Linked DNA regions of Homo sapiens: all the other regions are linked to region 2. Evidence: chromatin contacts called from ENCODE Hi-C or POLR2A ChIA-PET data. All regions are on one chromosome and are shown on one strand. Each heading gives the region's core, a stretch centred on a gene start or an enhancer-like site at or near the end of the contact. The rest is flanking DNA. Distances are from core to core; before and after follow the strand shown.

Region 1 (4,127 bases), core at 594-3,093, 63 kb before region 2:
TGCCTTGTGTTAGTGATTGCGCAGGGTGCTCTAGTGTTTTATAAGATCTTGGCCTTGTGTTAGTGATTGCGCAGGGTGCTCTAGTGTTTTATGAGAACGACTTGTGTTAGTGATTGCGCAGGGTGCTCTAGTGTTTTATGAGAATGCCTCGTGTTAGTGATTGCGCAGGGTGCTCTAGTGTTTTCTAAGATCTTGGCCTTGTGTTAGAGATGGCGCAGGCTGCTGTAGTGTTTTATAAGAATGTCTTGTGTTAGAGATGGCGCAGGCTGCTCTAGTGTTTTCTAAGATCTTGGCCTTGTGTTAGAGATGGCACAGGCTGCTCTTTGACCTGTCGCGTCACCGACTCCTTTCTATGCACATCAGCGTAGTACACACATCACCCGAGCGGACACCTTGCTCTTTTCTGGATTCACCATGGCTTAGCCAGTGCCCTACCGAGGCCACGTCTGACCTTCCAGCGCCTTCCCTAACTCAAAAGATGACAAGCAACCTTGCATGCACATCCCTGGCCCTTGTCTGGTCGCTATTTCTTGTGCACATTCCTGAGGGGGAAACAGCTGAACGGGAGGAACATTTAAAGACTGACCAGTCTCCCAATGCCGGAAGTGAGCTGTGCAGCATGCTCTCCGGTGACGAGGCCCCTGTGGGAGGGGGACCTTTTGAGATATGCAGCTGCTCACCCCGGCCCCAGGAAGCTCTCTTGGGGAACCCGGCACTCAGTGGGAATCACAAAGAGGAATCGTCTCAAGGCGGCTCTCTCTTCTCCCACGGCCCACCTGGCTTCCCTACACAGTGAGCGCCGTGGCTGGCGCGGCCCGGGCCTCGGACTCACCCGTGTGCCGCTTGCAGTGCTTGAGCATGTTGACCTTCTGCGCGAACCTGCGGTGGCACTCCTTGCACTCGTACTCCTTGATGCCCTTGTGCAGCTTCATGTGGTGGCGCAGCGCGTGCTTGGTCTTCATGCCTTCAAGGACACAGCGAGTCAGAGGCGGCCACACCCCCACGCAGCCCACCTGGGGGCCCATGCCCGAGACCCTGGGGCAGGCACAGGCAGCGGCCCGTGCGGTACTGGTGAGGGTGTGGGCCGGCCCCCGAGGATCCCGGTCAGTCCACCAGCGGTGAGACCTGGGAAGTGACTGTGCCCAGAGGCCGGGAGGGACTGACTGCAACATCAGGTTCACTCACTCCTGCCAGGGCCTGGCCGAGCCCTGACCACGCGAGCAACGCCGGGGCGGTGGGTAAACTTCCCTGCGTGCCCATGGCAACCCGGCGGGAGAATTCGGTGAGAGATAGATTAATACAAGCATGACTAAAGGTTCCCTTCAACCTTGACAATATGAGTGGTGATTGGGATTCGGACGCGAGATGGTTTCAATCTACCTGTAATTTAAGAAGCCAATCTTAAGAAGCTGAAATACTCCAAAGCCTCACTCACACAGCCAGTGGAGAGAGGGTGGCCCTGGCATAGGGGCTGAGTCAGAGGTTGTGGTGCGCTGGCAGGGACAGCACTGTACAAGGCCCTCCGCAGGGGGCACAGGCATGTGCGGCTTGGTACACCTGACCGTGAGGCTGACACGCACCAGGGAACAGGGCGACCCAGCCCAAAGGCAGCCTCCCCAGCCCCGAAGAGGCGCCTTCACTGTGCCTGCCCAGGGCGGTGGGCAGCCTGCACTCCCAGGCCACCGTGTTCCCTCCACATTTGGGGAAGAACTACTGAGCCTGAACACAGCTCTGTAGTAAGCTGGTCAACGGTTCCCCTGTGATTCCACCCTCACCAGATGCAGGGGTGACCATCCACCAGCTCCTGCCAGAATTCTAAAGGCCGGGCCAGAAGACCTCCCTGGCTACGAGAAAACTGCGCGGCTGGGCCAGCAGGGGGAGCAAAGGCCCCACGATGAAGCCCGCTGCCTGCACACACAGCTGCACAACTCCTGGCCTCGGGTGGGGACGGCACCTGCAGGCCTATTACCAATGACCGAAGAGTGATTCCACCTGAAAAAGTTACTGTCAATCCTTTTGATTAAAAAAAAAAAAAAGAGTGCCGGTCACTGCTGACACGCCCAGACCCCAGCACTTCCCTCTTCCTGCTTCTAAAATGAACATATTCCAAATTTCAAAACTAATACACAGTCACAGAAAACCCAGAAAATACAGAAGAGATGGCATCTCCACATTCTGACCTCCCCACCACAGCCAGCATTGGTGACAGTAATGTTTTTTCTTCCATTTAACAAAGAAAATCTGCCAACAGTTTCAAAATAAACACAACTGCCAGACAGAGGAAATTTTAAAGCTTGCTCTACTGGGATTGTGAGTCAATCCATTTACAAATTACCGTGGGGAAAACTGATGTTTTTTAAATACTTATAATTTCTAATCCCGAACAGGGGATGCCTTTTTTATAGCTTTCAATACCTGGTGTCATATTCTTACTGGCCACAGTAAGTTCTTGTAGATCATTCCTGAGTAGTTCAAGGCCCATGATGTGATTCTGAACAAGACGTTTTCCTCCACACACACAGAAAACCTACTGGCTGGGCCCCTGCCTCCACCTGCTGGTGACAGGCTCTCACGACTACTAACAGCCTCCCACTTGGTCCCTGACACTGACTAATTCCCTGGTCAGGGCTAGAATTTCTGGAAAAAAATGTAAAGTAATAATATGCAACAGTGTTTCTTGCAACACTGTAATAATAAATGACTATAACAAAACAACCAGAAACTTTATAAAATAAAGGGTCTGGTTATATGAATCGTACGAAGGGCTTGAAAGATAAAACCAGGCAATATTTACATGTTCCGATATAAAAAGATCTCCAAGACGTATTTTCAAGTAAAAAAAAAATAGCAAAGTATCAAAAAAACAAATGAGCACAAGCATGCGCTGGTATGTACTAGCAACTGTTGCGTGATAGCACGATGACAATACTGGAATTTGGTATTCTGTAAAATAAATCTGGCAACTGATGTATTAATGCCAGCATTTTATTTCAGCTATTCAGAATTCATTTTAAAAAACGATGCAACTAAATAATTAATACATTTCAAACACTAAAATGTCTACAACATTATAAAATGTGGCTTTACCCCACACCCCTTGCCTCCCAGGGCATCTGGTGGCATTTGGGGACCTGCAGGGGACCCAGGTGTGGCTCCTCTCTGCCTGCCTAAGAGGCCCGGCCCTGAATAAGCCCCCACCCCTGCCCCTCCTGTCTCTACGCGCTACTCAGGACCCCTCCAGCCAGGCTCACCACACTGTCTTAAACATTTTACTTCTTGGGGGCATTGGGGAGGAAAGGGGAGGAGCAGGTGGTGAAAGGGGCTGGGAGCTTAAGGCAGACGCGGATAAAGAGCAAGCCAGCCTGTCCCGCTAAGGCAGGCAGACACTGCTACCGACATTCTGTTCAGAGAAACCACCTGTCCCGCTAAGGCAGGCAGACATTGCTACTGACATTCCGTTCAGAGAAACCACCGCAGTGGCTCTGCGAGGACCGGCTGGGGTTTGAGGGGAGAGTAACTATGCCACCTTCCAGACCTGTTTGTATTGTTTAAAAAATATGTCTTGGCGAGGTGCATGCGCTGCTTTTTTAATAACCACCCATGTGCCGTCCTTGCGCAAAGTTACCCTGGAGGAGGGGCAAGAGCCTGTGCTGGCCTCTGAGGTGAGGAACAGAGGGCCAGGAAGTGGGGAAAGGAAAGACCCCCTTTCTGGCCTTTTCTGCAGGCAGTTCTTTTAGGCTTTGACACGCAGCGTTATTCTACGGGTGCTCATAGGGGTCACCCGGCGAGTGCAGTTCATGCAGCTCCTGTGTTTCCAACACACTGTCACCGGGACAGCATGAGCAGGGTCGCTTGAAACAGCCCAAGACAAACCTGCTGCTCCAAAACTTTTAGGAAGTTGTTTTAAAAAAAAAATAAAAACAGGAATGGGTTAAAATTATGATGTGTACTGGAATTATCTTTGTATTTTGCTTACTAAGTTGAGACATCTTATTACTAGGTTTGTTATTAATGAATGTTCTGTCGTTACAATGAAGATTCCTCGGCCGTGGTGAGTTTCTCTCTCACCACGCAGCCGATTCTAGTCTGCGTAGTGAATACGCTGAGGGTTTTGCATCTACTGTCAG
Region 2 (4,325 bases), core at 758-3,257:
AGGTGCAGCCCTCTCTCCATTCACTACAGCGTGGGGGCACATAACAGGTGTTCAGTAAACATTGGTGGAAAGAATGCATGAATGGCCGAATGAATGAATATCTGCCCACACCAGCACTGTGAGGGGAGCTGAGCAGGGCCATCCACACTTTGCAAATGAGGAACGGAGTCTGAAAAATCATTTAAGTCACCGCTCACCATCCCAACCTCTTGAGCGCACGGGTGGAAGACACAGTTGCCTTAAATCTCCCTTCAATCTGCAAAATGGCAGGACTGTTCTTTCCTGGCCTTCTGTACAGATAATGACATCGAAAATGATATGAGAGCCACATCCTAAGTGAAAAGAGTTCTTTGTCAAATATAATTATTCTAAGACAAGCTAGCAGCCTTCCAACTACAGTTGATTTTTAAATTTATTTATTTGTCTTCTGGAGAAATAACCGTCCCGCCTGCTTCCAAAATGGAACATTTAGCTTGTTCTTTGCTGGCTACTTTGCGGCAAAAAGTATGAATCACAGATAGAAGAAAAACAAACTATAAAAAAAATGGTGTTTTTGCTCTTGAAAGTCTAAATTATAGAGCTACTATTTCTTAATCGTTCACCGTGAGGCAGCGATGTCAGGAAATCTGGGGAAGGAGTGAAGCAGTGAAAACGTGGAACACGTGAAAATGTCCGAGCTTGAAACAAAATACGGTAGTGGTGTGTGCACCGGGGTGGGATCACCACCCTTATCGAGTGTTGACATCATTGCATTCTCCAAGGAGAACTGTCACTGCTACCTTTTAAGGTACATCACAAAGCCAGTGGCTCCTTCACATGTCACCACCCTTCAGGAACCAAGCTAGGTTCTCCAAATTCACTTGAGTCTGGCTTAAGCCAATGTGGTTTTTTTAAAACGAGTGTTGGTAGCTTTAAATACACACACAGGTCCACGTGTCTCTGATCACACACTTGTTTCTACCGTTTTAAACTCCCTTTGGGGACTTGGGGGTGAGGGGCAATTTCTGAGCATTTGTGGGGGAAAAAACCATCCACTACATTAGGGGGTTAAGAAAGGTAAATGGGTGATAACTCTAACCACCAGATAGGAGTGTTTATTTCCATGAGTTTTCATTTCTATTTTCTCAAGGCTAACCCCTGCGTGAACACCTCCCCTCTAGCAGGACGCTGCGCGTGGCCCCCGTCCCCACCTGTCCACGCGAGGCGGGCCTCACCTGAGCGGCCGGGCACGCCCCGTCCCCGAACGGCCACCCACCCCGGGTAGGCACGCGTCACCTGTCCATCCACCTCGCTACCTTCTCTCTGCCACCAAAAGGCTTACGAAAATAAGGCGCAGGGGGTCTGGGAGACCCCATCACCAGGACTCAGCTTCTCTAAACGCGGGGTTGGGGGTCCAGGGACCCCCCCGTGCGACCCGCATGGGCTGTACCCGAGGGCGGGGGATAACGACATCCCCTGGGGCCTCGGCGACGACGCCGCCCGGCGGCGGGGGCCGCGGGGCCGCGGGCCGGGGCGGCGAAGACCCTGCGCCGCGCCCACGGGCGAGCGCGGCCCGGCAGCCCCGCGGCCCCGCGCTGGGCCTGGCCGCGGGCGGGCGGGGGGCGCGAGGCAGGGGACGGGGGCGCGGAGCCCGGCCAGGAGCGCCCGCGGCGGCGGGACCCGGCGGGCGGGCGGCGCGCAGGGCGATCCCGGAGCGGCTCCGGGAAATCCAGCCGGGTTTTGACTCCGATCGCCAACGGTGCCCGCAGCCGGCGAATGTAACAAAGAACAGTCGGCATGGCGGCTGGACCGGGGCGGCGCGCGGCTGCCGGGCGCGGGGGGCGGGGGGCAGCGGGCCCAGGGCGCGCCGGGGCTCGCGGGGGCAGCGGGTGCGGCCCGGGGCCGGCGGGGCGCACGCCGGGGCGGGCGGCGGGCGCAGGGCCCGGAGCTTTACCTGCCTTTGGAATGTGCAGAGCGGGATCGGATCCGGACTCCGGGTTGCGATCCGCTCCGGAAACTGCGCAGCACCGGAAGCCGGGGGGCGGCGGCGGGGCATGGCGGGACTTGTAGTCCGCGGGCGGGCGCGGGGGGCGCAGGCGAGACCCTGGCGCGGCCGGGGGTCCTGCGGGTGGGACTGCGGGGCGCGGGCGGCGTGGACGGGGCAGCGGGCGCGCGCGGGGCGGGTCTGGCCGGAGGGAATTCCGCGCGCGGCCCCCCTCCCACGTGGCACGGCCCTGCCGCCCACGCGCGCGGGCAGCTCCCTCTCCACCTCTCCTCGGACGCGTTTCTTGCGGAGTTGGGGAGTGGTGGCGGTGGGTGGGTCGAGTTTTTCTCTAGAACAGGCCTGGGACTTGCCCCCACTCACGGTGACCTCTGGATTTGGCCGGCGGGGCCCTGGGACACGAGCTCTGTGCCCGCGAGGGGAGTCTGGCCTGGCGGGCTCCGCCACGCTACCGGTGAGCACCGGGCCAGCCGCGGACCTGGCTCTCCATTCTTCCCCGGGGGCCTGTGTGGCCTCTCTTGACCCCCTCCACCAAGTGTGTGTGCCATCACAAAACGTGAGACGGAGAAGGGACAGACTTTTCACCTTAGTCCTGGCCGCCCATATTCAGAGAGGCCGACTGTCTTGTTCATTGCTGCCTGGCAAAAACCTACATTCATAAAGAGAAGTGATGAACCGGGGAAAATGATTTTAAATTGATGCCACAAAAGGGCTCGTTTCCCTCATGTACGTGAAACTCTTGTGAACCAATAAAAATATATATGTATATAGAAAAATGAGCAAAGTGTGTGGATGGACAGTTCGTAGGAAATTCAATGGTTCTTAAGCATATGAGAAGCTATTCAACTACGCTGCAATAAGAGAAAAAAAGTCGCAGTGGGATCATTTTTATTAGATTAGCAAAGATTTTTTAAAACGTTTAATACAACCTGGGCAACATAGCCAGACCTTGTCTCTAAAAAACTTAGCTGGGCTCGGTGGCACGTGCCCGTAGTCTCAGCTACTCAGGAGGCTGAGGCAGGAGGGTCACTTGAGTCCCACAGTTTGAGGCTGCAGTGAGCTGTGATCGTGTCACTGCACTCCAGCCTGGGCAACAGAGTGAGACCCTGTCTCAAACAAAAACAAACAAAAAAAAGTTTTAATAGCATAATTTTGAAGAAACTAGAGAAACAAGCTCCTTTACGGGTAGGAGAATAAATTAGCGTAGTTTCCATTCAGATATTTGTGGATATCCATAAAAATTCTAAATGCACATAGCCTTTGACCCACATGCAGGAATGGTGCCAGAGACGGACTCGCTTGTATGAATGGCATATGTGATCATCACATTTGCTTACATACTACGTGCCATCCCATGGGAAGTGTTGGATGCACCTGGGCACATCCATAGGCTGCAACGCCGGGCAGCCGGAGACAGATTAGGCAAGTGTTGATCTGTGAAGGCTGGTTTCTCTGCCTGGCCCAGCATTCTACAGTGGCTTCCATGTTGCACTATAGTAGGCCATCCCATGGCCCCCCAGACCTTTCTGGAGCATCCCCGGCGTCCACTGTCTCCCTGCTTGTCCCCACCTGCGACTTCATGCCTCCCTCCAGCCTCCTGTCCCTGAAGCCTGTTCCCAAGGCCTTCTGTACTCTATCTTCAAACACTTCCCAGGTTTTCCACAACCTTCTCTGTATTCAGGTCTCCGCCCAACCCCACTCCCACCACCACCACTACAGCTAATGGACATTCCCTCTATACACGCACCTCCAGTGACATCACTCACAGTTCCAAAATGGCCAGATGACTGGTTCTGTGGGCCTCAGGACATGAAACAGTCCTCGGCATATGTGAATAAAAGGTTGTTTACACTAAAAAAGTGACAGGTCCACAGCAAGTGCGAATAACTGAAAGTAAACCAAAGACTTCAACCTCCCCCAGGCCATTTCTCCTATTACTACATACAGCCCACGGCTGGAATTCACTTACACAATAATCGTCATATCTCGTCTTCAAGAGGATTGTCAATGTGTCCACTATAATCCTTCAGAACAATCTAGAAATAATACCTCTTAAGGCAGATTCATCTCCAAAATGTTAAAAGAAAAAAAAAAGTTTTATCTTAAAGTGTCAAATTTTCATTATTAACAATTAATGCAATATACAACTTTGAAAAATGGGCAGAAAGAAAGAAAAAACAACTATAAAGGTTGTTATTGAGGAAAATGGAAAATCTGAACGTGAACAGTGATACCGGATAATAGTATTGGATCAATGTTAAATTTCCCAAGGGTGATCATTGTATTGAAAGTATGGTAGCCCGTGCCATTCATTGTTCTCACCAAATTGTTCTGAAGGATTTAG
Region 3 (4,494 bases), core at 948-3,447, 46 kb before region 2:
TGCCGACAGCGTCCCTTGGGGCAAACGCCCTCCACTCTCCACCCCCGCCAGGTAGAGATTCACTGGCCAGGGCTCACAAAATGAGACTCTCTGGGGTGGGCCTTGGGCCTCCGCATGTGTCTGGCCTCACTCAGGTGATCCCAATGTGCAGCCCAGGTTGGGGGTGAGGGAAGCAGACAACCTCCCCCGGGAGAGCCAGGCGCTCTCAACTCCTCCCAGCTGGGAATGGACAAGGCATGGCCGACAGCGAAGACAGGAGACAGCAGTGGGGAAATCTATGCCCCATGGGTGCCACCCTCAGGACAGGGGAAGCGCTGGGAGGGGACAGTCCCCTCCCACAGCTCCAACCACGGCAGGACAGTGGGAGGTGGCCTCTGCCAGGGCTGAACACAGTAGAGGTGGCCCTGTGCGAGGCTTCTCTGCCCACATCCCACCCCACCTGCAGCGTGACCTCAGCCCAGAGCCAGCCTCACCTGGGCCATAAGAGGAGCACCGTGACAGATGCTACGCTGAGTCCCAGCCTAACATACTGCTTGCCTTCCTTCTATAAAGTGAAACATTATCCATACAGCCACTGCCCTCAGTTTCGTTTTGGCTTAAGATTTGATGGGCTCTGTCCGGATCCACACGACCGCATGGTATGTGTCCTTCACACACTGCGTCTGAGGCGTGCGTGTTTACAGTGCTGGACGTTTTCATGATCACTTTAATGGCTACGTGATATTCCATCCAGCTCACTTCTCAAAACTCACTTTGCTATTTTTGACACTGTAGATAATTTAGTGATGGAATCTTTAGTAATGCAGATTTTTTTCTTCTGTCAAATCTCTTTATCATGAATTCTTAGGAATGGGACCACTAGAGCCAAGCGCTTTGTGAAAGGCCACACCTTACAGCGCTGTGGCATCAGATTGCCACAGGCCACACCTTACAGCACTGTGGCATCGGATCACCACAGGCCACACCTTTACAGCACTGTGGCATCAGATCACCAGAGGCCACACCTTACAGCGCTGTGGCATCGGATCACCACAGGCCACACCTTACAGCACTGTGGCATCAGATCACCACAGGCCACACCTTTACAGTGCTGTGGCAACGGATCACCATAGGCCACACCTTTACAGTGCTGTGGCATTGGATTGCCACACTCCCCTCAACCTGGGCCTCCTGAACAGCATAGGTGAGCCTCCCTCCCAGCCAGGCACTAAAGAGCACAGGTGAGCCTCCCTCCCGGGCAGGTGCTAAAGAGCACAGGTGAGCCTCCTTCCCAGGCAGGTACCAACCAATACAAGTGAGCCCCCCTCCCAGGCAGGTGCAAATCAGCACCCATGAGCACCCCCTCCTGGGCAGGTGGCTCCACTAGTCCTGCCGCCCCGTGGAAGGCAATGGTGCTGCCAAGAGCTTCAGCTTTCTCCCTCACAAGCCCCTCGTGACCATGGAAAGAGAACCTACTTCAGGCCACTCCCCAGCTGTCCCGGACAACTCTGCCAAGCCGAGGGTGGCTTCTCCCGCAGCCACCCACTCACTGCCAGTTCAGGAACCCACAGGGGCACTGGGTCCCAACAATGCTTCTCCCTCCAATAACCCTGCGCCGAGGGGATCTAGGTTTATGTCTGAATAAATGAGCCACTGAGAACAGCTGCCTACTGGGGTCTGACGAAGGGAGAGGGGTGCAGGGCACCTGGGGATGGAGAGGGGATTATTGGGGGAGGCTGGTGGGCCGCATTTTGCCTGAGGGCCTGGACGTGAGCCTTTGCTATTCCGTAGCACAGTACTTATGGTCAGACACAGCACAAGGAACACGAAGATGAGTTACACCAGCACCTGGTCACACCACAAGGGACAGGCACCACAACAGGTCCCATGGAGGGAGCTTCAGAAAAACCCACAAGACTGTAACATTTTAAAACTGCCCCCCACACCCCTCTCCAGGGTGTGCTATGAGTCCTCGAGAGAGGGTGACACAAAGGCAACAGTGACCCATCCCTCTGTGCCCCGCTGGGGACCCCCACTGCTTGGGCCTCCAGTGCCACCCACCACTGGGAATGGGGAAGGCGTGACTCCCACATTCTTGGTTTAATTCTTGGTACAAATTCTTGGTTTAATTGTCTAAGGAAGATACACATTCTCTTAACTTCAATACTATAAATAAGTATAAGAGCATGCAAATCATATATTATGCAAACAAGCTCCATTTCAAGGTTTTTATCCTTTCTGTTCAGTCTAAAACGGGTAACCTTTGAAACTAGAACATCTCAGGGGAAGAGGTGGTGCGATGCAGGTCCCTGGCGCTCTGCGGGTTCTAGGTGACTAACAAAGGCCAGCACCTGGCCTAACAGCACCTCTGGCTGACAGGAAGCTGCTGCTGCCTTAGCCGCTTCTAGTACTTTGTTTTATTTGGGTCCAGAGAAATAGTTGAAAATATCAGAGGGCAATGCCTCTTCCTCAACCTTGAGTCTGCCTCACCAGAGCGCCTTAGCTGGTAGCATCACTCTTGGGAACCCCGAAACCCTCGCCTGCTACACTCCTGCAGGACTGCGGGGACCCCAAGGGGAGGTTCGCAAACAAGATGAAGGTTCATCTGTCTGGCCGGGGCTGCGTTAAGTGGAAGTCTTCAGGGGACTGTGCCCCAGGTTTCTTGGGAATTCTTGTGATAGGAGGGCTTAAAATGCAGGAGGTGCGGCACACTGGAAATTCATCCAGAAGCTTCTGGAGGCCACCTCATGCCAGACATGGATCCTTCAGAGCTGCTAAAGCTTAGGCAAAACATGACTCATTCCTGCCCCTCAGAACAGTCCAACCCCAGGAAGAAGGCATCAGGGAGGAAGAACCAAACCCTGGTTTCAAATAGGAGCCCTCAGAGTAGAACTAGCCAACCCCACCAAGGGCCCCCCGCGCCCAGCAGCTACGGCAAGGGAGCAGGGCCTCTCACATGGCCCATGTGCGACAGCCCTGGTCAGAGCCCCTGGGAGTCCGCTGCTGCAGGTGCCCTGTTCTCAACACAGGGGCGGGTGGCACCTTAACAAGAACAACACAGAGATGCAAGTGACAGACACAGAGCAGGCGGACAAGGACGGGGTGGGCGTCGAAGGCTAACCTGGTAGGTCTCTAAGCCGACTGCCGCCGGGCCCCCCCTCTCCAGGGTGTGCTATGAGTCCTAGAGAGAGGGGGACACAAAGGCAACAGTGACTCACCCCTCTGTGCCCCGCTGGGGACCCCCACTGCTTGGGCCTCCAGTGCCACCCACCACTGGGAATGGGGAAGGTGTGACTCCCACATCCCAGAGGGTGCACGTCATCACTGCAGAATACAGGGGCGTCCTCGGGCCACGTGGAGAAGCGCAGCCGGCAGGACGGCCTTGGCTTTCCTTTGGTCTGTTTACTTGCCAGCAGCAAATTCGGCCAGAGAGACAGGGGCCTCAGACGCCCCCCAGGCCCGAAGAGGCCACCTCTCCACTACAGGCTGGTCCAGGCACACCCGGCTTCAGGCCTCACACAAGGAAAATGCTTTATTTTTGGAAGCTGGTGCACACAAGCAGGCTCAGAACAAAAAGAATGCGTGCAGGGGCAACCCCGTTCCACCCTGGACGCCGCAGGAGATGTGGATGGAGGAGGGCTCGCGGTTAGGAACAACCTTTGCAAGCAAGCGAGGAGCGCTCACACTCCTCCAGCCATTATCCTGATCTTTTCCTTTCTTCCTCAGACGGCCCTAGAAAACATTGGACACTGCTGCTCCCTGTTTTTAGCCAGAACGGACCCCGGCTTTACAATGCTCTCAGTGTGGGGCCATACGCAGCTCGGCTGACAAATGCAGGAAGAAAATCAATCCCTTTTTACTGGAAAGTTTCCATCTGTGTATCTTTAGGGTAACAACTGCTTTGAAGCAAAATGGACAGAGGGAAATGTTAAAAGTGAGGCTGTCTATTCATGAAAACAATCTTTACTTTGGCCTAAAGTTCCACGGTCTCCGCGGCGTATCTAGAATCCGTACCGCACAGCGGCCGAGGGGAGACGTGACCGGCGCCCTCACCTGTCCTGCAGTTGTGGAACTCCAGCGCGCTCTCGATGCGGAAGGTCTTCTCACAAGTGCCGCAGCGGTACCTGTACTCGCCGTCCACCTGGTCAGAGGGACACGCCGTGAGTGAGATGGCCCAGCGCAGAGTCCACAGATGCCGAGCCCCCGACGTGCTGCCCGGGCGACTCCACGCCTGTGTCTGTTATGACTCTGACCTCCACCACCCTCCCGCTCTATTTAGGAACACAAAGGATGTTTGCTCTTGCTGTTCACCTGCCCTAGAAAGGGAACTCCACACTCAGGGAGCCCCACTCCAAGCACCAAACACCCCCATTCTCCTGACTCTTCCTGCTGCGCTTGTGGGCATCTGACCAGGACGAGGGGCTGACAGGTGGCCCAGGGACGCCAGGACACCCACAGCCTTCACCCGCTCTCATCCCTCCTGGGACTCTCCCTTCTCAGGGACACCTGGGCACC

What was found. A loop is a pair of places that touch in the nucleus more often than their neighbours do. ChIA-PET counts read pairs that join two places held with the same protein, here RNA polymerase II (POLR2A). Pooled maps may share reads with other maps.
Region 1: a loop to region 2 is called in a map of OCI-LY7, with 8 times the contacts of the local background. The contact joins the enhancer-like site here to the promoter of PRDM15 in region 2. A Hi-C loop is called at or near these places in 9 of 168 maps with a recorded cell type or tissue (B cell, GM12878, HCT116 and 6 more), 31 of 37 single-sample maps with no recorded cell type and 18 of 50 pooled maps. POLR2A ChIA-PET finds 5 or more read pairs at or near these places in 2 of 52 experiments (GM12878 and OCI-LY7).
Region 3: a loop to region 2 is called in a map of OCI-LY7, with 4 times the contacts of the local background. The contact joins the enhancer-like site here to the promoter of PRDM15 in region 2. A Hi-C loop is called at or near these places in 4 of 168 maps with a recorded cell type or tissue (B cell, OCI-LY7, pancreas and 1 more), 32 of 37 single-sample maps with no recorded cell type and 8 of 50 pooled maps. POLR2A ChIA-PET finds 5 or more read pairs at or near these places in 5 of 52 experiments (GM10248, OCI-LY7, activated B cell and 2 more).

The regions. Positions count from the first base shown.
Region 1 is chr21:41,814,873-41,818,999 of GRCh38, forward strand. PRDM15 (PR/SET domain 15) reads right to left here. Exons shown (of 24, transcript NM_001040424.3): 19 at 833-964. Among named protein-coding and RNA genes, the nearest start is that of RIPK4, 50 kb to the left of the region's middle. RefSeq lists an enhancer at 1,984-2,033. Within about 2 kb of position 1,844, at least 7 of the 41 ENCODE cell types and tissues checked have a DNase peak (open chromatin) inside an H3K27ac peak, as active enhancers do; they include OCI-LY7 and adrenal gland, where a contact is called at or near this core.
Region 2 is chr21:41,877,337-41,881,661 of GRCh38, forward strand. It overlaps PRDM15 (PR/SET domain 15), which reads right to left and starts at 2,008. Exons shown (of 24, transcript NM_001040424.3): 1 at 1,934-2,008. RefSeq lists enhancers at 832-881, 1,882-1,931 and a silencer at 2,082-2,131.
Region 3 is chr21:41,831,405-41,835,898 of GRCh38, forward strand. It overlaps PRDM15 (PR/SET domain 15), which reads right to left. Exons shown (of 24, transcript NM_001040424.3): 11 at 4,033-4,120. Among named protein-coding and RNA genes, the nearest start is that of PRDM15, 46 kb to the right of the region's middle. RefSeq lists enhancers at 2,075-2,144, 2,925-3,044. Within about 2 kb of position 2,198, at least 5 of the 41 ENCODE cell types and tissues checked have a DNase peak (open chromatin) inside an H3K27ac peak, as active enhancers do; they include B cell and OCI-LY7, where a contact is called at or near this core.